Regions from separate parts of the Homo sapiens genome. Here region 1 is linked to region 2. A link is an interaction called in ENCODE POLR2A ChIA-PET data of the cell type or tissue named here. Cell type or tissue: PC-9. All regions are shown on one strand. Each heading gives the region's core, and the rest is flanking DNA. Links, peaks and the distances in the headings are about the cores only.

The links. ChIA-PET counts read pairs that join two places held together with the same protein. Peaks named below come from ENCODE experiments on the same cell type or tissue, not always from the same donor. Only the 100,000 strongest peaks of a DNase experiment are listed, where the experiment ranks them.
Region 1: POLR2A ChIA-PET joins it to region 2 with 19 read pairs; 5 of 35 experiments call an interaction of 5 or more read pairs at or near these places.

Annotation. Positions count from the first base shown.
Region 1 is chr9:93,109,841-93,119,809 of GRCh38, forward strand. CARD19 (caspase recruitment domain family member 19) reads left to right here. Exons shown (of 6, transcript NM_032310.5): 3 at 728-881; 4 at 2,039-2,098; 5 at 2,378-2,449; 6 at 3,152-3,443. The coding sequence ends at 3,267. Among named protein-coding and RNA genes, the nearest start is that of CARD19, 19 kb to the left of the region's middle. RefSeq lists enhancers at 3,561-4,509, 4,510-5,457, 9,543-9,969. In PC-9, for the core only: no CTCF peak of the experiment used is centred there; DNase peaks (open chromatin) are centred at 2,021, 4,461, 5,061, 6,351 and 1 weaker place; H3K4me3 peaks cover 2,545 bases; H3K27ac peaks cover 6,991 bases.
Region 2 is chr9:92,968,188-92,983,572 of GRCh38, forward strand. It overlaps FGD3 (FYVE, RhoGEF and PH domain containing 3), which reads left to right. Exons shown (of 18, transcript NM_001083536.2): 2 at 7,051-7,218; 3 at 8,021-8,522. The coding sequence starts at 8,070. Among named protein-coding and RNA genes, the nearest start is that of FGD3, 28 kb to the left of the region's middle. RefSeq lists an enhancer at 2,018-2,709. In PC-9, for the core only: no CTCF peak of the experiment used is centred there; DNase peaks (open chromatin) are centred at 6,194 and 6,854; H3K4me3 peaks cover 3,808 bases; H3K27ac peaks cover 6,156 bases.

The DNA of each region.
Region 1 (9,969 bases), core at 1,396-9,395, 140 kb after region 2:
TCACTTCATTAATTCCCTGTCACAGCCTACCATGAGGGTTCATTATCCCTTTTTTACAAATGAAGAAACCAAGTCTCTGAGGGGTGGAGTAGCTGGCTAAGGTCACACAGGAAGCCACACTATGTCCCAACACTTGGAATGATGTCACCAGCCCTGTGCTTTCTTTTTTTCGAGATGGAGTCTTGCTCTGTCGCCCAGGCTGGAGTGCAGTGGCACGATCTTAGCTCACTGCAAGCTCCGCCTCCCGGGTTCACACCATTCTCCTGCCTCAGCCTCCCGAGTAGCTGGGACTACAGGTGCCCACCACCACACCCGGCTAAGTTTTTTGTATTTTTAATAGAGTCGGGGGTTTCACCGTATTAGCCAGGATGGTCTCGATCTCCTGACCTCGTGATCTGCCTGCCTCAGCCTCCCAAAGTGCTGGGATTACAGGCATGAGCCACCGCACCTTGCCAGCCCCATGCTTTCTTTGTGACCACTCCCAGCCTGTTTCCCAACCTCCCACCCCACAGGGAGTATGAGGAGTAGCAGTGATGCCTGTGACAGAGGCAATGCCAGGCACTATGTGGTGTGGGTAAGGGGCAGGTTGTCACAGGAGCTGCCATCCAGCAGGTGTCCTGACACCCAACAGGGAAGCTGAGGCTGGGGGCCTGACCTTGGTGCCCTGCCCTGACCCACAGCCAGCCCCCCTGGCCTGATCTTCCCTGGCACCCCCTTGTACCCTCAGTTCCGGAACCCCAAGGCATCCTTGCGTGTGCGGCTCTGTGACCTCCTGAGCCACCTGCAGCGGAGCGGTGAGCGGGACTGCCAGGAGTTCTACCGAGCCCTGTATATCCATGCCCAGCCCCTGCACAGCCGCCTGCCCAGCCGCCACGCTCTGCGTAAGTTCCACATCACCAACCATGCATGCTTGGTGCTGGCCCGGGGAGGGCACCCCAGCCTGCCGTTGATGGCATGGATGTCCTCCATGACCACCCAAGTCTGCTGCAGCCCAGGCCTGGCATCCCCTCTCGCCTCAGCCCCTCCCCAGAGGCCACCCTCTGGCCCCGAGGGGAGAGTGTGGCAGGCACAGGCAGTGCAGATGTTGGTCTCTGTCTCCCACTTTCTCCCCCTTCCTCCGTCTCTCTCTCATGGCAGTTTTCACACAGCATGGGGCATCTTATACGTCCACTCTTGCCCTTCCTTTTCTAACCTCATTCCACGGGGATCCCTTCATGTCTGTGTGGACAGCAACCTTGTTCCCACAGCTGCATGGCGCTCCTAGGCGGTCCCAGCTGGAATTACCCAACCCCATGACGGACCCTTTCATTGCAGCGATCTGCACACGTGTGGGTGTTTCCATAGGACATTGTCAGGCACGGATGGCTGGTCCGAAGCACGTGCATTTCAGTTTTGAGGCTCCTGTCCTCAGGCAGTGTGGACTCAGGCCCTGGGAGTCATGTGGATGCCAGTAGCCTGGGCCCACAGAGCTGCTGGGATGTGGGGGGCATATCAAGTTGAAGATGGCAACTCTGATCTGACGCCTCTGTGCTCAGGGCCCCTGGAGGAGGGGCTACTGCCCCTTGGCCCTTAGACAACAGGACAGAGACCAGAGGGACTGGGCGGCTTGTCCCAGGCTACTGGGCTGTGGTCTCTGACCCCCTGGAGGCCTCCCCACGCCTCACAGAACACAGTGCAGACGGTGGGCGGGGAGAGCTCGAGGGGAGGCCCAGCCCTGCAGGTGGGACTGGCTCTCCCTCCCCAGCCACGAGTATGCCACAGGGGGCTTTCAAAACCAGGCAGGGCCAAGCCTTGGCCCCACTGGAGGTAGAGCACCTTCTGTGGCTCCCGGGTGCCTTTAGGCCCGTCCAGGAGTTGGAGCAGAGGAGAAGACCCAGACTGTGCATAGTTCCCTGAGGAGGGCTAGCCTCAGGTGCCACAGCCTGGTTCGGCCTGGCGGCCCCAGGAGGCAGCAGCAACCTTGGGCTTCCTGCGGGGTGACTACCTTGCCCTCCGGCCCTGCCCGTTGACTAACTATGCTCTGTGGTTTTGTTTCCAGAGAACTCAGATTGCACAGAGCTAGACTCGGGCAGCCAGAGCGGCGAGCTGAGTAACAGGGGTAACACCTCCCTGCTGCCCCTCCCTCTCTCTCCCTCTCTCTCCCTCTCTCTTTACCCTCCCCAGGGCTCCATCTCCGCCTCAGGGGCTTCTCCACCCCAAGTCTGGCTCCATTCCTGGCCTTCTGTTGGTGACAGACCCCCCCCCTAAGGTGCTCGTTTGGGGGCTCTTCAGGCAGCACCTCAGCCTGGCACCCCCACTCCCCTGCGCAGCCCCCAGGCCTCAGGACCCCACCCCTCTGAGGCCCAGGGGAGCCCTGTTCACGCTGGTTTCTCCCCAGGACCCATGAGCTTCCTGGCTGGCCTGGGCCTTGCTGTGGGACTGGCCCTGCTCCTGTACTGCTATCCGCCAGGTGGGTGCAAGCGGATCCTCATGGGGCTGGGCCTGCCTCCCCTCTGCCACCAAGCCAGGGCCCCAGACCCTGCCCAATTTGGGACCCCTTGGCCTCTTCGTACCTCGGTGTCCACACTTGTGCAGTGGGATGGTGTCACCTCGCAGGGCTCCTGAGAAAGGGGATGTGAGGAGGCTCCCAGCGTCCACTGGCCCCTGCCACCCTTGGGAACCAGAGAATGATGACCTCTAGCGGGAGGAGGGGTGCAGCCAGGACTCTGGGTGTTACAAAGCCCTGCCACATCTGTGACCTTGAACCATGTGGGGCCCTTGAGCAGGTCACGTGCCCCAGGGCCTTGGGTCTCTCCAGCAGCCACAGGCCTGATGCACAGGAACCTTCCAGGGCCCCTCTACTGGCACCCAGCCTGGCCTGCCCCGTCTCCCTTTTCTGTGATGCCTGAGTTTGTCGTGCTGGGAGGCTTACTGGGTGAGGGGACACAGGCACACATGGCAGGACTCAAAGGCCCGTGGGTCACTCGGGTGGGAGCTGGGGGCTCTGGAATCTGCCCTAATTCTTGTCTTTTCAACTCAAGCCGAGACCATGACCGGGAGGGAGCACCCTGTCCCAGTGCCTGTTCCCACCCACCCCCGCAGGAGGGATGGAAACACAGAATTCACCTCTGGGACTGGTTCTTGAGCTTTTGCCTCCCCTTTTGTCTTCTAGACCCCAAGGGCCTGCCAGGGACCCGGCGCGTCCTCGGTTTCTCGCCTGTCATCATCGACAGACATGTCAGCCGCTACCTGCTGGCCTTCCTGGCAGATGACCTAGGGGGGCTCTGACAGACCCTGGACCCAGGGCCTCACCTGCCACTCAACCAAAGAGTCCTCGAGCCGGCCCGCCAAGGGGACTGCTGCTTCTTTTTCTAAATGCATATTTTTCATTATTTATAATTTGTGTAAAAAACACACCTTCACCTTACAAGGTGCTGACCATATTAAATGTTCAGGTTCTCTCAGCCTGCCTCGTTCCTCAGTCTCAGGGGTGTTTCAGAGATGACTGCAGCTATGGCTGCTCCAGCTGGGGCTGGCCCTGGTATTCCCAGCATCCCCACATCCAGCTGCTGGCACAGACCCCCCAGACAGGACGCCCTCCACATGGACTCACCTGCCTCGGATAAGCCGCCAGGCACTGCCTCCCCACCTCAGATGTTCCCCACACTGCCCCCTCCTCACACCTCATGTGCCACACACACACACACACACACACACACACACACACACACACACACCCACTCCCCCCACCCCAGCTGCTGAGCCTGGACCGGACACCTGATTCCCTCCCCTTGTCAGCTCCTCCCCCAAGCCTTTTTGTGGGGAAACGAGAATATTTGTCAACCCACAGAATCATCATGAGTTTGCATTTTCCAGGGGGTTTCTGGAGGCACCCAGGCTTTGCCCCAGAAGGTGCTGGGAACCCCTAATGCTGGGGCGATGCCACTGGCAGGGCGAGGCTATGGGCGCAGCTCCTGGAGGGACCCTGCTCAGTCGCAGGGTCCCAGCGCACATGACAGTGGGAACCAGGCTGCCGGTGGAGTATGGAGCTCCAGGACATGACATCCCATTACCATGCAGCCCTGCTGCTTGGGTCATCACAGTGCCTGCCCCTTCAGGGAACTGAGGGCCAGGGGCAAGGAAAGCCAGTGCCTCAGAGCCCTCCCACCTGCCAGGCTGCCATGCGCCCACTGAGTGGGGTGGCCGGGGGACAGCCCTAGCTGCCCTCTCCCTCCTCCACCCTGAGCCATGGGGCCAGGGCCTGTGCTCCAGTCTCAGCCCCTTTGCCCACCTGTGAAATGGGATCCCTCCCTCGGGACTCCTCCTTGAGCCTGCGCTCTGTCACAGCACCCCCTCCCCCTCAGAAATCCTTTTAGGAATTTACCACCTTGCTACAGATGCCTTTAATGCCTGGGTAAAGGAGACACACTTAGTGAAGGTGACAGGTGTCTGGGTGAAGGGTGTAGACAGGTGTGACTTGCCCCTGGAGGGTGAAGGAGGGGTCTCCAGGGACAGTAACATTCTATGACTGCGTCAGCTGAAGGTAGGAAACCTCCGAGGCAGGCAGGGCACAGGCCAGTGTGTGGCCTGGGCAAGTCCTAGGTGGCCCCACCTGAGGCCGTGGAGGACACACGCACCTCCTCAGGGCTGCCTGACATGACCTGAGGCCCTGACTCCCCAGGCCGCTTGGGCAGGGTGTCATTCCTCAGTGAGGGGCTGCCTGGCCCGAGGACTGCTGACTCCCCTGTCCATCTGTGTGCACCCACCGCCCTCCCCCGAGGCCCATGTCAGCCAGGTCCTGAGCCCCACTGTCCTTGGACTGCCCTCCCAGCGCCCAGCTACCCCCAGCTCCATCCCTGACCAACTGGACTCAAGCCTGGGGCTGAGTCTGTGACATCCTCGACCACCAGCCAGGCCTACTCTTGCATCTGCCGCCTCCCGCCTGGTGGTTGCCCCACCCTTTGAGGCTGGAACCTGGAGGAGGGAGAATGATAAGCGCCCATGTCTGTGCCTCAGCCGCCCATCAGGCCCAGCTCTGCTAACCACCGGGCCAACCAGTTCCTGTGACCAGCAGTGAACTAGGTCCCCAGGGGAGGGGAAGGCACCCTTGGGCACGTGAGGCCCTCCTGGCTGCCCTGAGTCCCCGCTTCCACACTACACCCACAGATGGCCGTGTCCTGCGCCTCCACACCTGTGCTGCAGGTGTTCAGGCAAAAACCGTGCTGCTCCCTCGGCTTGGGACTCCTTACCAGCCCCTCTCATCAACTCATCCTTCAGGAATGCCACTTCCTCCAGGAAGCCCTCATGATACCCCAGTAAGAAGAGCAGTTTCCTCCAAGCTACCACACCTGAACATGGGATGCTGTTCTGACATCCAGAACTGTGCAGGAGCTGGTAGGAGATGCTGGGGTCGAGGGAACTCCCATTACCAAAGCTTTGGTGTGAGGGAGGGGTTGTGGGAGAGCTGGAGGTGAAATGCAGAGGGTTGTGAGGGAGAGTGAGTGAAGGAAAGAGGGGTAGTGAGGAAGGGGGTGTGGATGAGGGAGGGAGATGAAGGAAGGGGAATGAGGGGGTGTGTGAGGTAGGTGAGGAAGGAGATGAGGGAGGGGGTGAGGTAGGGGTGAGGGAGGGGGGTGAATGAGGGGTGAGGGAGGGGTGAGGGAGGGGTGAGGGAGAGGTGAGGGAGGGGTGAGGGGGGTGAAGGAGGTAGGTGAAAGGGTGTGAGGGAGAGGTGAGGGAAGGAGTTGGGGGGAGGGAGGGGTGAGAGAGGGAGTGAGGGAGAAGGTGAGGAGGGGTGAGAGAGGGTTAGGGAGAGGTAAGGGAGGGGTAAGGGAGGGGGTGAGGGAGGAGGTAAGGGAGGTGATGAGGGAGGAGTGAGGGAGGGGATGAGGGAGGAGTGAGGGAGGGGATAAGGGAGGGGTGAGAGAGGGGGTGAAGGAGGAGTGAGGGAGGGGTGAGGGAGGGGGTGAGGGAGGGTTGAGGGGGTGAGAGACGGGTGAAGGAGGGAGGGGGTGAGGGAGGGGTGGGGGTGAGAGACGGGTGAAGGAGGGAGGTGGAAGTGGGTGAGGGAGAGGTGAGGGAAGGAGTTGAGGGAGGAGAGAGAGAGTGAAGGAGAGGGTGAAGGAGAGTGAAGGAGGGCATGGGGGGGTGAGGGAGGGGTGAAGGAGGGAGGTGACGGGGTGAGGGAGAGGTGAGGGAAGGAATTGAGGGAGGAGGGAGGGAGGGAGGGGTGAGGGTGGGGGTGAGGAAGGGGTGAGGGAGGGGTGTTGGGGGACCTAGTATGGAACCCAGGAGTATATTTGTCACAGGTCAGCAAGGACACAGGGCACTTGAGCTCAGAGGCCGGAAGTATAGCTGGTCTTGCACAATCCACGGTACCGGTCTGGGAGAAATGACCCTGCTGACTACAAACACAGGCTGGGTTTTGGGGGTGCTGACGCAGCTTTGTTGTGCTGCTGCTTCCAGTTCTGCCGGCTCAGTGCCTTGTGACCGGGGCCGGTGGCTCCTCCATAGAGGGCTCACAGGGGTCCTGCCCACTCAGTGCCTCTCACACCTCTGCACAAACCCTGGGTCTCAGCAGCCACAGGGTTCTGGCCTTCCTTGGGTGAGCCTGGACACCCACCCTCATGCAGACAGGTTCAGAATCTGGGAGGGGGTCCAGCCTCTTGTGCGCCCTACTGTCCCCCACACCTGAGGGGCACTCGGGAGACAGAGTACTGGGGGCATGCTGTTGTCACCACGGCCTGCTGGGGTCATGTCACAGCTCAGAGCCTTGGTCCCCCCAGCTGTAACGTTAGCATGAGAATGGGGACTCTGGCAGTCGAGGAACACCCACCCTCCCGCAGCCTGGCTGGGCAAGTGCTGGATGGGGGTTGCAGTGGGACCCCAAATCTTGATCAGATCTGGGGAGGGGACCCTAGCACTACCTTGCAGGGGGGTGAGGGACCAGGGGTGGGTCTCCACAGACCCTACTGCAGCCACAGGTTTGGAGGGAGTGGGCTACACTGGCCTAAAACTGGCCTGAAGACAGCTGGTGGGAGAACCCGGCTGTTCACTGGCTGGAAGGACGAGGACGTGCTGGGCTGGGGGCCACAGAGGCTGCAGCTGGTGGGGCAGCTTCCTGCGGTCACAACAGGTCAACAGCACCTGGAGTTAGTGTTTCCTCTAAAGTAAAGTATTTGAGAGAAAGAGAAGAAAAATATGAAAGCATTCAGACCTCTAATTTATTATTATTATTTTTTGAGACGGAGTCTGGCTCTTGTCGCCCAGGCTGGAGTACAGTGGGGCGATCTTGGCTCATGCAAGCTCCGCCTCCCAGGTTCACGCCATTCTCCTGCCTCAGCCTCCCGAGTAGCTGGGACTACAGGCACCTGCCACCACGGCCAGCTAATTTTTTTTTTTTTTGTATTTTTAGTAAAGAAGGGGTTTCACTGTGTTAGCCAGGATGGTCTCGATCTCCTGACCTAGTGATCCGCGCGTCTCAGCCTCCCAAAATGGTGGGATTACAGGCATGAGCCACTGCACCCGGCCCCTTTTTTTTTTTGAGTCTTGCCCTGTCTCCCAGGCTGGAGTGCAGTGGTGCGATCTTGGCTCACTGCAACCTTCACCTCCCAGGTTCAAATGATTCTCCTGCCTCCGCTTCCTGAGTAGCTGGGATTACAGGCGCCCACCACCACACCCGGCTTATTTTTGTATTTTAATAGAGACAGGGGTTTCACCATGTTGGCGAGGCTGGTCTCGAACTCCTGACCTCGTGATCTGCCCACTTTGGCGTCCCAAAGTGCTGGGATTACAGGCATGAGCCACCGTGCCTGACCTTTTTTTTTTTTTTTTTGATACAGAAATCTCTCACTCTGTTGCCAAGGCTGCAGTGCAGTGGTGCGATCTCAGTTTGCTGCAACCTGCACCTCCCGGGTTCAAGCAATTCTCGTGCCTCAGCCTCCTGAGTAGCTGGGATTACAGGCATGTGCCACCGTGCCCAGCTAATTTTTTTGTAGTTTTAGTAGAGACAGGGTTTTGCCATGTTGTCCAGGCTGGTCATGAACTCCTGAGCTCAGGTGATCCACCTGTCTAGGCATCCCAAAGTGCTAGGATTACAGGCGTGAGCCACCATGCTGGGCCCAGTCCTATGATTGTTAAGAATAATGCAGTGCCAAAAAAAAAAAAAAAAAAAGAATAATGCAGTGAAGAAACAGGCACTCCACTCTGATTGAACACAGGTGGAAGAGGAGGCCCTAGGAAATGGAGGGGAGGGCTGGGCGTAGGGTGTGGCGTGGGTTCTGTCACAAATGGCCAATACACCCAGAATCAGGTGCTCCTCCCTGCCTGGCCGTACCAGGCCTGGGCCCAGCACCTTGAATGGAGGTCCAGTTGCCTCCCCACTCATCTGACATGAGCTGCCCTCATCCTTACTCTGCACATGGGAATGAATGGGCCAGGTCCTTCAAGGATGAACCAGATAGAAAGCACTGCCCTGGGAGAGGGAGCCTGTAGATCCAACAAGACTTAGAAGACACTTCCAGTGCTTTTAGGTGGGCAGGAATAAGCAGTGTCAAGGACACGCACAGGGCACCTAAGCCATGAAGAGACCTGAGCAAGGGATCCCTGTAAGGGAGTGAGGGGCCGAGACTGGGCTTCGGGCTGGCACAGCGGTACCTCTTCACCTTGGAACAACCCACTGAGATCTATGCCTGCCTTCACATCTATCTTCTATCCGTCATCTATCAAGCTATCCATATGTCATCTATTTCTCATCTATCAGTCAATCTTTTCATCTTTTACTCTTTTCCATCAAATACAACAGCTTCTATCAATCATCTCTATCTAATCATCCATCTGACCATCCAGCATCTATCATCTATTATCTATCTAATCTATCTAATCATCTAATCTATCTGACCATCCATCCATCATCCGTCCGTCCGTCTGTTCATCCATCCATCCATCCACCCACGTATCTACCATCTATCAATCTATCTAATAATCTCTCTGTTATAGGAAAGAGGTTAGGAAACCCTCCCATCACACTCTGCCCAGTTGGTCATCTCCAGCTCTATGCGACTGCCCCTACCTGCCCCCGCACCTCACTGCTTCCCCAACACCAGCCCAGCTCACAGGACTTGTGCAAAGGCTTCCTTGCCCTCAAACCTTCTTCCCAGACTTCTGCATGGCCCCTCGCCATCATCCCAGGTCACCTACTGACCTCCCTGCCCATTCCTCCTGAGCTCCCTGTGTGTCCCTCCATGTCCCCCCCCACCACCCAACTTCGTGGGTGCATCTTGTTCACTTTCCAGGTCCCCCGTGAGAACAGAGCTGAATCCACGGGCAGGACTGGCTGGAGTGGATACATCAGGTCCCAGGACCCCATAGGCGCTGTCAAACCTTCCCAGAAGGTAGCTTGGCTCTGAGCAGCTCCTGGGCCTGTTTTTTGTCTGTCCCTTGGCTGCTGTGACACATGCACAGGGCCTAGCACATACAGGCAAGTGAGTGGGTTCTGCCCCAGACATTTACTGAGCACCTACTATATGCTGGACAGTGCTGAGGACACAGGCTGCAGATAGGTGATGGCATCTGGTAGGAGAGCCAGGTCAGACAAAGGATCCTTAAGTAGGAGAAGCACAGACAGGGATGCGGGTGCCAAGCCATGCCCCCAGCTCCAGCAGAGCCCCTTGGCCCTCAGGAGACCCAGCAGGCAGAACACTCATTCTCGGAGTGCCTGCCCTGGACTTGGGCTGGACTCAGACTCCAGCTCCAGGGGAGAGTCCACCTGGCCGCACTGTCTCTGGCAACATGGACAGTGACTCCATCCCAAGGCACCAGAGCATAAATTGTAATGGGGCCAAGACAGTGATCAGGGAGGGGCGGCATCAGACTGGTCAGGACGGCCTCTGGAGTAACCTTAGAGCTAAGCCCCGGCCAGCCGACGGGGGCCTGGAAGGATGCTCTTCAGGGGGCAGCAGCACAGGCTGAGGACTGAGATGGGAACCCCAG
Region 2 (15,385 bases), core at 2,883-10,882:
CTTCTCCCAGTCCACAGTCACAGCGTCATGCCAGGGCTATGGGTCATGAAGACTCATACAGTCTTAAACAGTAGAAGTAACTTGTTAAGGTGGCGGTGTGAGCCATATTTGTGAGTGTCTGCTCATGGCATGACTACAAACGGGGAGGTGCTGCGTTGATCTGCCTCCTCTTCTCCCTGCTCAGCTTGCCCTCACTTCCTGCCCTCTCCGAGGCCCCTCTGACCCCCATCCCAATTCAGGAGCATGTAGCACCTCACTGAGTTCTCAGCAGAGATGATGGAGACCCCTCCTCCATCCACTCCCACAGCAGACAGGGCATTTCCCAGGCTGAGACCCCAAGGTAATTACTCTGGGCTTCCAGGCACCGCTAGGTCACAAGGTGGCTTTAATTTTTGTTTTCTTTTCTTTTTTCTTTCTTTCTTTTTTTTTTTTTTGACACGGAGTCTCACTCTGTGGCCCAGGCTGGAGTGCAGTGGTGTGATCTCCTCACTGCAACCTCCGCCTCATGGGTACAAGCAATTCTCCTGTCTCAGCCTCCAGAATAGCTGGGACTACAGATGCAAGCCATCACGCCTGGCTAATTTTTGTATTTTTAGTAGAGATGGGGTTTCACCATATTCATCAGGCTGGTCTCGAACTCCTGACCTCAGGTGGAGGTCTGCCAAAGTGCCTTAGCCTCCCAAAGTGCTGGGATTGCAGGTGTAAGCCACTGCGCCCAGCCTGGTGGCTTTAATTGACTGCCATTGGGCATTACATCTGGGCATGGCCAGGGTGCCCTGGGCCTTGCTCACTGTGGGTGGCCTCAGTGGGTTTGGGACCTCAAGGCACCAAAGTTAAGCCAGTGAGAAGCCATATGGGGACCAGCGGATATAGGCAGTTCACATGGTTTATTGTATCACCTAGAGGCACTTACAGTATTGCCTGGATTCTCTATCACAGGGTAACCCACAAGGGAGATCTTGTCGTCATCATCCCTCATGATTCTGGGCCACCCGGGTGCAGCGGGCGGCTCTTGCCCACAGGGCTGGGACCCATTGCATAAGGCTTCCCCCAAAGGCTTCAGGCCTGGCTGCCACCTGCTGTCGGCGGGGATGCCCCCGCATGCCTCTCTGAGTGGCTAAGCCTCCCTCACAGTGAGGTGCTGGCTTCCAAGTGTGAGAGCCCAGAGCTGTCTTCCCTCCTGACCTGGCCTCCCACATGCTGCCCTCTCTAGTTACAGCGAGTCTCTTAGGGGCTCTGTATTTAGGGGAGGGATGTCAGAGTCCGCTTTTAGATTGAAGTGGCATCAAAGAATATACGGGCAGTTTAAAAACCACCACTAACGCGTTTGTTGCTCCCCCTACATAACATGCCATTGTTATGGAGCCTCCTGTGTGCCGGGGGCCACTGGGCCACTCCAGCGACAGGACAAGGGAGGTCCCTGCCTACTAGGTTCCAGGCAGCACAGTGGACAGGTGCCGTGGTGGGTTTCTTTCAGATGGGGGGGGACTCCCGCACGGCCTCCCGGGAAGGGACATCTGGTGGCAGATAGAGCTGGGTGGTAGGCAGACTGGTGGCCCATCTGTGGGACCAGCCCTGCCTATCTGGGGGACCGCTGCACTGTGGAGGGACACGGGGCGGGGGCCAGAGCACTTCATCCCCCTGCTCACTGGCTGCTGTGATGGAGACACATGAACAGTTCTAGGACACCCTGGATTCTGGGGCATTCTAAATTTCTTCAGGTTTGTGGATTTCCTCGTGCTACAAGGTGGCAGCCCTGAGTGTCTGGGACCTGTTCCCTGGCTGAGTCCACAGTGGGCACGGCTCATCTGGGTCAGCAGCTCCAGCCTTGCTCACCTCAGGCGGCTCAGGGCTTCTTAAAGGGAAAGCTGAGGTGGCTGCATACAGAGAACTGACCTCGGCTTCCTCAATGCCCCTGTGGAAACATAGGCATAGCCCTGGGCGGACCAGAGTGACCCAAGCCCGGGGGCTTCCAGCACCTGTGTCCCAGGGCCAGCCTCTCTGAGCCTCGGCGTCCTCATATGAAGGACAGAAACGTCCCCTGCGAATGTGAGAAAGGGCTCAGCACTGACCCTGGGCATGGGTGTGCATGGGTGTACTTGCCTTATATGTGTGTATGCATTGTCAACCTAAAATAATCAAGAGAATCAGAATATAGTCTAAAGAGAGTTTATTCAAGCACAAGGTTGAGGACTGCAGCCAGGGAGACACTTCCAAGTTGCCTCAAGGAATGTCTGGAGAACAAAAGAGAGGCTCAAGTGTTTAAAGAAAAGAAAGGATGAATCAGGAGAGGGGGTGGTGACCATTGTTCATCAGGAACTCTCATTGGTTCACAGAAATAACACTGGCTAGTGATTGGCCAGCCACTGTTGAACTACAGGGAATGTGGCATTTTAGGGCTACTTGGCATCTGTTAGTCTCAAGCCTGCATAGCAAGTGGTTTCAGGAGGGACCTATTTTGCTCGATGGGGAGTGACACATGACTGTGTTGCATTCCAGTGCCTCTCAATGCCTGATTATATAAAGGGGCTGGCATTCCTCAGACACAGGCCTTTTTATTTTTCAGCATACGTGTGCACACATGTGTATGTATGTGCACATGTGCGTTTGTTTATGCATGTGTGCATGCACCTGTGCCTTGAAGGCCAGGCAGTGGCCACACCAGCCCAGGAGGGTTGCTGCTGGCAAAAGCCTTTGGCCGCAGAGGGGCTCTGCCCGGCTACACTTCCCAAAGTAGCTCATCCCTCTCCTGCCCCTCTATCCAGCTCTCTTTGTTTTCTGTTCTCATTACCTTTTTTATTTTAAAACAACGCATACTCTGTAAAAAGTCCTTGCAACAGAATAGAAGGAAGTGAAGTGACAATTAGGGGCTCCTCAACCCAGGTTGCCCCCACCAAGGGCACCCTAAAAACCTCACTTTTAATTTGATTGCCTTTGTAAAGACCCTGTCTCCAAACATGCCTTCATTTTGAGGTACTGGGGGCTAGGACTTCAGTGTGTGAATTGGGGGGTACCGACAGGATCCATAACACAGGTGTTTGCAATACAGAGTTGCAAACGCAAAGCTGGAGGTGAGTGTCCTTCATTTGTTTTGGTTCATCTGCTCTTGGACAAAAGCCCTTCCAAGATGGGAGTGATTTGAGGGCCTCCGATGAGCACAGTGCATCCCTCTCCTCTGGACAGGATGTCTGGGGACCCGGGCTGCTTGGGCCTCCTAGGCTGCAACCACACACCTCCTCACCTCTCCTCATGATCCATCATGATCCATCCTCCCTTCTGTGGTAAGGAAAATGATGCTTAGGAATGTCTGAAACTCACGAAGTTTGTACAGTTCAAAGGCGATAAGGGTGGGATTTTTCTTTTCTTTTCTTTTCTTTTCTTTTTTTTTTTTTTTTTTTTTTTTTTTGAGACAGAATCTGGCTCTTTCCCCTAGGCTGGAGTGCAGTGGTGATATCTCTGCTCACTGCAACCTCCGCCTCCAGGGTTCAAGCATTTCTCCTGCCTCAGCCTTTCGAGTAGCTGGGATTACAGGAGCCCACCACCACACCTGGCTAGGGTGGGATTTTTCTTGATCAGCCCTGTGAGGTATACTTGGCGTACCATTGATGCATAATGTTTAAAGTGTACAGTTGGATAAACTTTGACATGGGGTGTGCTCATGAAATTATCACCACAATCAAGGTAATGAATATGTGTGCAACATCCCACAAAGCTCTTGTGCTCCTTTGTAAGCACTCCCCACCTCCCCAGCCCCCTCCACCCATCCACCCCCCTCCCCCACACCAACCCCACAGCCCCTCCCATTCCTTCCAGGCACCCAGCTGATCTGCTTCCTAGCACCATAGGCTACTTTGCACTTCCTAGAATTCTGTAGTAATGAGAAAACACAGTAGGTCTTCTGTGGCTCCTTTTGTTCAGCATAATTATTTCTAGATTCATCTGTATTCTATTCCCTTTTTAAAAATGGTCTGAAAGATCTGGCTGGATGTGGTAGCTCATGCCTGTAATCCCAGCACTTTGGGAGGCTGAGGTGGGAGGATCACTTGAGGTCAGGAGTTCGAGACCAGTCTGGCCAACATGGTGAAAACCCATCTCTACTAAAAAAAATACAAAAATTAGCCAGGCGTGGTGGTGGGTGCCTGTAATCCCAGCTACTCAGGAGGCTGAGGTGGGAGAATCACTTGAACCCAGGAGGCGGAGGTTGCAGTGAACCTAGATTGTGGCCACTGAACTCCAGTCTGTGTGACAGAGCGAGACTCCATCTCAAAAAAAAAAAAAAAAAAAGGTCTGAAAGATCATTAGATGTAGGTATAGAATTAGCATCATTATTTTCCTGAAATGTTTGTAGAATTCACCAGTGAAGATCTCTGTGCCTGAAGTTCTCCATGTGGGAAAAGTTTTAACTACAAGGATTTCTTGTGCTTGTTTTACATTGAGCTTCTTAGATGTGTAGATTTATAGTTTCCATCAAATCTAGAAAACTTGTCATTATTTCCTCAAATATTTTTTTTGTCCACCCCTTTTTGAGACTCTGATCACACATGTATTACACTACTTGAAGTTTTCCCACATTTCACTGTTGCTCAGTTTCTCTGTGTGTGTGTGTGTGTTTCATTTTGGGTAGTTTCTGTTCCTGTCTCTTCAAATTCACTAGTTTTTCTTCTGCAATGTCTAATTGGTTGTTAATTCCTTCCAGTGTGTTTTTGGTCTCACACTTCGTAGTTTTCATCTCTGGAAGTTTAATGTGGGCCTTCTTACATTCTCCACGTCTCTACTGGATTTTAGAACATAGGATGACACAGACATGATAGTAGTTTTTAATGTCCCTTTTTGCTAATTCCAACATCTGTGTTAGTTATGGGTCAGTTTATATTGAATTTTTTCTCTTCATTAGTTATAGTCCCTTTTATGCCTGGTAATTTTTTTTTTTTTTTTTTTTTTTTTTGAGACAGAGTTTTGCTCTGTCGCCCAGGCTGGAGTGCAGTTGTGCAATTTCAGCTCACCGCAACATCCGCCTCCTGAGTTCAAGCAGTTCTCCTGCCTCAGCCTCCTAAGCAGCTGGGATTACAGGCACGCACCACCATGCCTGGCTAATTTTTGTATTTTTAGTAGAGATAGGGTTTCTCCATGTTGGCCAGGCTGGTCTCGAACTCCTGCCCTCAAGTGATCCATCTGCCTTGGCCTCCTAAAGTGCTGGGATTACAGGCGTGAGCCACTGTGCCCGGCCTCTGCCTGGTGATTTTTGATTGGATGCCAGACTATGGGAATTTTACCTTGCCATGCACTAGATATTTTTGTAGTTCTATAAATATTTTTTAGCTTTGTTCAAGGATGCAGTTGGGTAAACATATGGACTTCTTCCTGTTAAGTTTTGTTAATATTTGCTAGGTGGGACCAGAGCAGTGATCACTGCAGGGCTAATTATCCATCATTCCTGAAGCAAGACCCTCTGAGTATTCAACGCAATGCCCCGTGACCTGTGGGGCTTTTAGGGCTGGCTGGTGGGCATAGGCGTGTCCCTGCCCTGTGAAAGCTCCCTGTGGTCCTCACAGGTGGTTCTTTCTCTGGCCTCATGTGCTCTCCCCACCGCACACATGCTGAACGGTCCTCGAGGAGCCCCTCTGAGATCTCTGGGTTCTCTCTCTCTCTGCAGCTCTCTCATCTTCAGGGCTCCATGCTGTGGACTCTGGCCACCTTAGTCTTCTGGGCCTCCCAGTTTTGTCTTCTCAACTTAGAGAGTCCACTGGGCCCCACAGGGCTTCCCTTCCCTGATCCATGGCCCAGAAATGGTCTCTGGGCAGTGAGCTGGGGCAATAGGAGGGCTCACCTCATTCATTCCCGTCTCTCAGGGACCACAGTGTTTTACCGCTTGGTGTAGAGCCTTGCAAACTTGTTTCGTAGGTTTTGTCCATTTTTGTTGTTGTTCCAGGTGAGAGTAAATCTGGTTTCTATTACTCCATCCTGACCAGAAGCATAATTCCCCCGAGATGGGGTTGAACCAGGCTCTGTCTTGCCAGACAGCTACCTTTGAACACACCGAGGCTGAGCACAGCTCACATTCCATCTGGTGTATTTTTATTGCTCTGCCATGTTTGACCTCTGGAAACCTGAGTTTATCTCTTGTGCTATGAGAAGAATGCAGCAAAACATGTATTTTCTGTTTAGAAATCTTAATATTGCCCCCCATTGAACTCGTTAGGAATGCGGCAGTAGCCAATCATAAATGCCCACCTGAGCGATTCTGGAGTCATTTAAAGAAACGTCCACTCAAAAGGGGTTTTGCCCCAAGACAGTGAGCACTCAGGAGACTGTGTGTGGTGGGGGTGCTCCACCATAGAGCTGGTCGGCATCCACAGCCACCAGGACGCTGCCAGAGCCCAGGCCTGCGCCACGCCCTGCCCAGAGGCACACCTGCCTGCTCAAGGCAACCAGGGCAGGCTCAAGGCAGCCAGGGCCAGCTCACTGTGTGCCTGTCACTGTGTGAAGCCTGCTTCTTCTTTATTTCGCTTAGCAAGTGAGGCAGGAGCATGTAAAGCTGCTGGCAGAGGAATATCTAATTGTGAGTGTGAGTGCGTGTGTGACTGTGAGTGTGAGCCAGCCCGTCAGTGTGAATGTTTGAGAGAGCCTCTCTGTATGTGCCTGGGGGAGGGTGTGAGGTGTGGGCTAGGGAGGGGCCTGGCGATGCCCACCGGCTCACCTCACACTGGACAGTGCCTGCATGTTCAAGATGACCCTTCCCCTGGGCCGCAGGATGCTGCATGGCAAGGGACAAGCTCAGCCCTGGCCCCAGAGTTTCCAGCCGAGCAAGACACTGCCCACCCTACAGTGCATGGCTGCTGGTGCAGGCCCCACCCTTTTGGAGGCATTGTGTGCCAGCCTGGGGGCTGAGGATATGACTGTGCAGATGGCCATGCCCCAATCCTGGAGTCCACCATGCTGGGTGGTGGCATGGAGCTTCCCTCCTCCGCACCCCCGCAGAGCCGGGGCCTCTGGCTGCTCCAAATGCCAGTTGGAGAAGGTGGTTTTCTTTCTCTACTAATGTCTTTTCAGTACCTCCTAAATGGCTCTACTTTGAACCTGCTGGGCAAGGAAGAGATTTTCAAGGAAACCATCTACCGTGTGCAAGCTCCTGCCGGCCAACCCCAGACCCCAGCACGGAGCCAGGCGCCTGTGCCCGCCGACCCTCAGCATCCTCCTCAGAAAGGCTGGTGGCATCAGGTATGGGGATAAGTGACCGCCACTTGCAGCCCCTAGGCTCCTCGGCAGCTGCGTCTTCGGTTCAAGAGGATGATTTTGAGGGATGACAGTCTCCCTCTAGGCCCGTCTCACCTTTGCTCCTCCTCAGAGGCGCCCGGTGAATTTTCTGTGCACTTATAATTGACACTTGAATTTGGTCCATGAGAGGCATGGTGGGCCAGTGTGAGGTGGCTCCAGTGCACAGGAGGGAGGAGGAGTTTTGGGGCAAAGACCTTGGTCCACATCCTCTGGCAAGACGCACCTCCTGCCCCAGCCCTCCCCTGAGGGAGATAGTAGAGACAGCTGGGACCCTGGACCCCTGGGGGCTGTTTTCTGACCTGTCCAGCAGGCAGTGGTGAGGAGGAGGAGGAGGAGGACACCGGCCTCATGTCCTGGGAGTATCAGAGGATTGAAAAAGCACCACGGATGCGCTATAAACAGAAGCCACTGTGTTCCTTTTGGTTATGGTCACTACCTTGAGCATCTATTTTGAATTTATTGAACAGCAGATAGCTTCACACCACAGGGTTAATTTTTTTTATGCGGAACAAACAATTTTAAAACAAAACATTTTCCATTTTCTGTTCTTTAAAAGCCTGTCTGTACAAGACCCAGCTGAAGCTGACCAGGGCATTCACACTTCACACACAACCCCCAGCCCACCTGCTCCAGGCTTTCGGTGGGGGGCGGAGGGTACTGCCTGGGAGCTGCATTTGGGGGTTGCACCTGAGGGTGCTGGTCCATGCCTGGCTAGCACTGACTCTGGCTTGTTTCTCCCCTACAGGAAGCCCCTGGCCAGCCTCCACCTGAGCCCAGTGAGCTCAGCTTTAAGGATGGAGTCAGGCAGGGGGTCCTCAACCCCTCCAGGACCCATTGCTGCCCTAGGGATGCCAGACACTGGGCCTGGCAGTTCCTCCCTAGGGAAGCTTCAGGCGCTCCCTGTTGGGCCCAGAGCCCACTGTGGGGACCCTGTCAGCCTGGCTGCAGCAGGGGACGGCTCTCCAGACATAGGCCCCACGGGAGAGCTGAGTGGTAGCTTAAAGATCCCCAACCGGGACAGCGGGATCGACAGTCCCTCCTCCAGTGTGGCTGGAGAGAACTTTCCCTGCGAGGAGGGCTTGGAGGCTGGCCCAAGCCCCACTGTACTGGGGGCGCACGCAGAGATGGCCCTGGACAGCCAGGTCCCGAAGGTCACCCCCCAGGAGGAGGCGGACAGCGACGTGGGTGAGGAACCTGACTCTGAGAACACCCCCCAGAAGGCTGACAAGGATGCCGGCCTGGCCCAGGTAGGCTTCCCCTTCTCTGTCCCCGCTGCGGGCTGCAGGCCTTTCCTTAGGAGGGGTTTGAGATTTTCAGTGGGCGTCATCCCACACCTTGTTTCCAGGAATGTGGCACACAGGCTCGTGCTGTGTGCAAGGGGAGGTCCTGGGATGCAGTCTGCCCTAGAAAAGCCTGAGGGAAAAATCCATGCAGGCCAGGCCAAGCCCACCTGACACCTTGAGCAGTGACCTCAGTCCTGAGTCTCAGTTTCCACAACTGCACAGTGGGCACCTCCCGACCCTGGGAAGGTATGATGGTCAGTCCTACTGGTGGTGCTGCCAAAGCTGCCCTTTGCACAGTGCTCACTGCTGACTTTATGAAACTCCTGGGAGGAGACGATGTGAGTGGGGAAACTGTTTTCCTCAATGGGAAACTGAGGCACAGAGGGCATGGTACCTGGCCAGCGTCACCTATGGGGTGTGGCACAGGCTGGGTGCCCTGTGCTCTTCAGGACATGGTGGGGCAGGACCTGTGAGGCCCGCAGTGCAGTGTGGAGACCAGAGCAGACAGTTCCCACAACACGATGGGGCTGCATGGAGGGAGTTTGTTTGCGTTCTCATTAGCGTTTATGGGGCTCTTGGCTCGGTGCTGGGATCTTGGGGAGATGGAGAGGCAGCAGATGGCCTCAGCCTCAGAGAAACTGTGGGTATGGGGGGCACAGCTTGGGTAAGTTGCCAAGTGACCAGGTCCTGGGAGCGCTTTGCGGGTCAGGCTTGCTGGCTCCTAGGTGGGGACGTTGCTGGCTGACACGGGGACCATCGGGAGACGGGCTGGGCAGGTGAAGGGCAGTCCGGTGCCTGGACCACTGTGAGCTGGCTTGGCGGAGACGAGGCCAGGGCTGTGTTCAATGGAGGCTTTATTATCACTCAGGTGTAGGAAGGATCAGACCACTGCCATTGACAAGATGGTTTGTCATCCTCAGTTTCCAAGAGAAAGGGGCATGTCACACCACACCGTGAGGCCACAGGGAAGCCCAGGGTCAGTCAGAAGGCAGAGGGTTCGAGGGGGAACTGTGGGCCTGAGACGGTAATGTGGTTTCTGCGGGAAACTTGAGTTCCCAGCCATGATGGGAATGGGAGGTCAGACACACCTGATTCTACTCCCTCACTTTTGTAGTTTACACACAACTGACCAGCATTAATCTTAAAATAGAGATCAGAAGACTGACAGAATAGACTCTGTGGCAATAAGATACCAAATTATAAACAGGACCAGGCAAGTGTACACACCATACACTTAAAGAATAAACTATATTCTGGCTGGGCGCGGTGGCTCACGCCTATAATCCTAGCACTTTGGGAGGCCGAGGTGGGTGGATCACCTGAGGTCGGGAGTTTGAGACCAGCCTGACCAACACGGAGAAAACCTGTCTCTACTAAAAATACAAAATTAGCTGGGTGTGGTGGCACATGCCTGTAATCCCAGCTAATTGGGAGGCTGAGGCAGGAGAATCACTTGAACCCAGGAGGCGGAGGTTGCGGTGAGCCGATATCACACCATTGCACTCCAGCCTGGGCAGCAAGAAAGAAACTCCATCTCAAAAAAAAAAAAAAAAAGAATAAACTATATTCTAATAGCCACATTCTTTTTCTTTAGCAGCTAAACAAGCAATAAGCAATATTAAAACAACTATAGCTCCACCAGATGCTGACTGACACTCCCACCGCCCACCCCCCCACCCCACCCCCATTCCACCAGCCATAACTGCAGCTTTGATTGGACAAGAGACTGATTAACTTTCTTTCAATGAGAAGATCACTGACTCTGTATGGACTGGCTCTGGCCAGTTTGCAGAGGCTGCACACTTGCGTGCATTTGTGTCCTGAAAAGACCTTTTGGCATACAGAGCCTGACTGTAATACATTTAAATGTTAAGGCTCCACCCCAAGGTGAACATGAATTGCATGTTACACGCACCCTCCCCTCCCCTCCCCCCTCTTCCTTCCCCTCCCCTCCCTTCCCCCATTCGCCTTCCTCCACCCCCCTCCCCTCCCCTCCCCCATCCCCCCTCCACTCCTCTCTGCCCCTCCCCTCCCCTCCCCTCCCCTCCCCTCTCCTTCCCTTCCCTTTCCTTGAGACAGAATCTCATTATATTGCCCAGGCTCATCTCAAACTTCTGGCCTCAAGTGATCCTCCTGCCTTGGCTTCCCAAGTTGTCAGGATTATAGCTGTGAGCCACCATGCCAAGCACCAACTGATTTTTTTGTGTTCATTTTGTATTCTGTAACCTTACTGAACTGGTTCGTTAGTCCTAACAGTTTTTAATGGAATCTTAAGGATTTTTTAGTATAAAATCATGTCATCTGTGAACAGAACTAATTTTACTTTTTCCTTTCCAATTTGGATGACTTTTCTTCCTTTTTCTCTCCTAATTGCTCTGGCTAGGACTTCCCATACTATATTGAATAGAAGTGGTGAGAGTGGGCATCCTTGTCTTATTTCTAATCTTAGAGGAAAAGTTTTAGTCTTTCACCATTGAATATGATGTTAGCTGTGGGCTTCTCATATATGAGCTTTATTATATTGAGGTAGTTTCATTCTGTTCCTAGTTTGTTGAGTGTTTTTTATCATGAAAGGATGTTGAATCCTTTCAAATGCTTTTTCTGCATCAATTGAGATGATCATGTGGCTTTTGTCCCTCATTCTGTTAATGTGGTGTATTACATTAATTGATTTTTGTTATGTTGAACCAGAGTTGCATTCCAGGAATAAACTTGGTCATGGTGATTAATCCTTTCAATGTACTGTTGAATTTCATTTCCTAGTATTTTGTTGAGGTCTTTTGCATCAATAGTCATCAGGGATATTGGCCCGTAGTTTTATTTTCCTGTATCGTCTTTATATGGCCTTGGTATCAGGATAATGCTGGCCTTATTGAATGAGCTGGAAGTATGCCCTCCTCTTCAATTGTTTTGGAAGAATTTCAGGAGGATTGGTTTTATTTCTTTTTAAAATGTTTATAGAATCCATCAGTGAAGCCATCTGGTCCTGGACATTTGTTTGTTTGGAGGATCTTTATTACTAATTCAATCTGCATACTCATTATTGCTCTTTCAAATTTTCTATTTCTTCATGATTCAGTCTTCCCAGGTTGTGTGTTTCTAGGAATTTACCCATTACTGTTCATAGTATTCTCTTTTAGTCTTTTTATTTCTGTGGCACCTCTTGTAATGTCCCCTCTTTCATTTTAGTTGAGTCTTCTCTCTCTCTCTTTTTTTTTTTGAGGCAGTCTATTTAAAAATCACAACATTTAGAAAAAAATCTATACATTTAGACAATAGAATAGATTTTTTTTTTTTTTAGATGGAGTCTCACTCACTCTGTTGCCCAAGGTGGAGTATAGTGGTGCTAACTGCAACCTCCACCTCCTGGGTTCAAGCAATTCTCCCGCCCCAGCCTCCCGAGTAGCTGAGACTACAGGCGTGTGCCACCACGCCCAGCTAATTTTTGTATTTCTAGTAGAGATGAAGTTTCACCGTTTTGGCCAGGGTGATCTCAAATTCCTGGCCTCAAGTGACTCACCTGCCTTGGCCTCCCAAGTGCTGGGATTACAGGTGTGAGTCACCATTCCCAGCCTCCTTTTTTCTTAGTTAACCTAGCTAAATGTTTGTCAATTTTTTTGCTCTTTTCAAAAAACCAACTTTTCATGTTGTTGGTTTTCCTATTGTCTTTCTATTCTCTATTGCAGATACCTAATGTATATAGATATCTCTATAGGTCTGATCTTTATTACTTCCTTCCTCCTGCTAGCTTCAGTTTCAGTTTACTCTTCTCTTTTGAGTTTCTTGATGTGCAGAGTTAGGTTGTTGATTCAAGATTTTTTTTTTTTAATGTACGTATTTATAGCTGTAAAATTCCCTCTTAGCACTGCTTTTACTGCATTCCATAAGTATGATGATTTCATTTTTTTCTTTTATCCATTGGTTGTTTAAGAATGTGTTGTTTAGGCCAGGTGCGGTGGCTCACTCCTGTAATTCCAGCACTTTGGGAGGCTGAGGCAGGTGGATTGCCTGAGTCAGGAGTTTGAGACTAGCCTGACCAACATGGTGAAACCCTGTCTCTACTAAAAATACAAAAATTAGCCAGGCGTGGTGGTGGGCACTTGTAATCCCAGCTACTCGGGAGGCTGAGGCAGGAGAATTGCTTGAACTGGGGAAGTGGAGGTTGCAGTGAGCCTAGATCCCGCCACTGTGCTCTAGGCTGGGCGACAGAGCAAGACTCCATCTCAAAAAAAAAAAAGAAAAAAGAAAAAAAATGTGTTGTTTAATTTGCACATGTCTGTGGATTTTCATTGTGTTATTGAATTCTAGTTTCATTCCATTGTGATTGAAAAAGATGGTTTGGGCCAGGCATGGTGGCTCACGCCTGTAATCCCAGCACTTTGGGAGGCCGAGGCAGTCGGATCATGAGGTCAGGAGATCGAGACCATCCTGGCTAACATGGTGAAAACCTGTCTCTATTAAAAATACAAAAAATTAGCCAGGCGTGGTGGTGGGCACCTGTAGTCCCAGCTACTCGGGAGGCTGAGGCAAGAGAATGGCATGAACCTGGGAGGCGGAGCTTGCAGTGACCTGATATCGCGCCACTGCACTCCAGCCTGGGTGACAGAGCGAGATTCCATCTCCAAAAAAAAAAAAAAAAGAAAAAAAAGAAAGAAAAAGTTTGTATAATTTCAGTCTTTGTGTGTTTGTTGAGACTTGTTTTATGCCTAATATATGGTCTATCCTGGAGAATGTTTCATGTACACTTGAGAAGAACATATATTGTGCTGTTTTTGGGCAGCGTGTTCTGTAATTGTCTGTTTGGTTCAACTGTCTGTAGAGTTGTTCAAGTTCTCTATTTCCTTATTGATCTTCTGTCTGTTTATTTTATTGGTTTATTGAAAGTGAGATATTAAAGTCTCCTAATATTATTTTGCCGATCTCTATTTTTTCCTTCAATTTTGCCAAAGTTTCCTTCATATATTTAGGAGCGCTGAGGTTTGGTGCATAAATATTTATAACTGTCACATCTTTTTGGTGACTTGACCTTTTTATAACTATATAATGTCATTCTTTGCTTCTTGTAACAGTTATTTTTTTTCCAGTTGGCAGCAGTGATTCTTTTTTTTTAAAGTGACAGATACTAGCTGTACATATACCTGAGTTACATAGTGATGTTTTGATACATAGAATATATAGTGATTAGATCATGGCAATTAACATAGCCATCATTTGAAACATTTATCATTTCTTTGTGTTGGGAACACTCAATACCCTCCTTCTAGCTATTGAAACTATATACTATACGATTGTTAACAATAGTCCTTCTACAGTGTCATAGAACACTGGAAATTACTCCTTTTATCTATCTGCAATTTTATATCCTTTAACAAATCTCTCCCTATCCCTCTCTTCCTCCTACGCTTCCTAGTCTCTAGTATTCTCTGCTGTACTTTTTACTTCTGTGAGATCAACTTTTTTTAGCTTCCATGTATGAGTAAGAATATGTGGTGTTTAACTTTCTGTTCCTGGCTTATTTTGCTTAACTAAATGTTGTCTAGTTCCATCCATGTTGCCACAAATGACAGGATTTCATATTTTTATGACTCAGTAGTATGACATTGTCTATATATACCACATTTTCCTTATTCACTCATCTGTTGTTGGACACCCAGGTTGATTCCATATCTTGGCTGCTGTGAATAGTGCTGCAATAAACATGGAGGTGCAGCTGTCCCTTCAATATACTGAGTTCCCTTCCTTTGGATAAATGTCCAGTCGTGTGATTGCTGGATCATATGGTAGTTCTATGGTTTTTCTTTTTAAAAAGAATGTATTCATTCATTTTTTTTTTTTGGAGACAGAGTCTTGCTCTGTCACCCAGGCTAGAGTGCAACGGCAAGATCACCGTTCATGCAGTTCGCTCCTGTTCTGCTTGATATTCATGAACATTTCAGCTCTCCATAAGAGTCCTGAAAGTTTTTCCTCTATTCTAATATCACAATCTCCAACGTTATCAGAAACCTGCATTTAGGAGCACCTGTTAGAGTCCTATAGCTGACTATAAAAACCACCTTTTGGCCAGGGACGGTGGCTCATGCCTGTAATCCCAGCACTTTGAGAGGCTGAGGCAAATGGATCACCTGAGGTCAGGAGTTCAAGACCAGCCTGGCCAACATGGCCAAACCCTGTCTCTACTAAAAATACAAAAATTAGCTGGGCATGGTGGTGCTTGCCTATAATCCCAGCTACTTGGGAGGCTGAGGCAGGAGAATTGCTTGAACCTGGGAGGCAGAGGTCACAGTGAGCTGAGATCGTACCACTGTACCCCAACCTGAGCAACAGAGTGAGACTCTGTCTAAAAAAAAAAAATTCACCTTTTAAAAAGGATTAAAACAAGTCAACAATTGTCTGTGGATGACAAAAAGTCTTATGGTGCCACAGTCAAAGACACAATTGAAAAAGAAATTTGTTATCTCTGTGGCACACTAATTTAACATAACAATTATCATTATTGGTTGGGCATGGTGGCTCACTCCTGTAATCCCAGCACTTTGGGAGGCTGAGGCGGGTGGATCATGAGGTCAGGAGATCAAGACCATCCTGACTAATATGGTGAAACCCCGTCTCTACTAAAAATACAAAAAAAAATTAGCCAGGCGAGGTGGCGGGCACCTGTAGTCCCAGCTACTCGGGAGGCTGAGGCAGGAGAACGGCGTGCACCCGGGAGGCAGAGCTTTCAGTGAGCCGAGATCACACCACTGCACTCCAGCCTGGGCAACAGAGCGAGACTCCATCTCAAAAAAACCAAAAAACGAAAAACAGTTATCATTATTAGTGATAACATA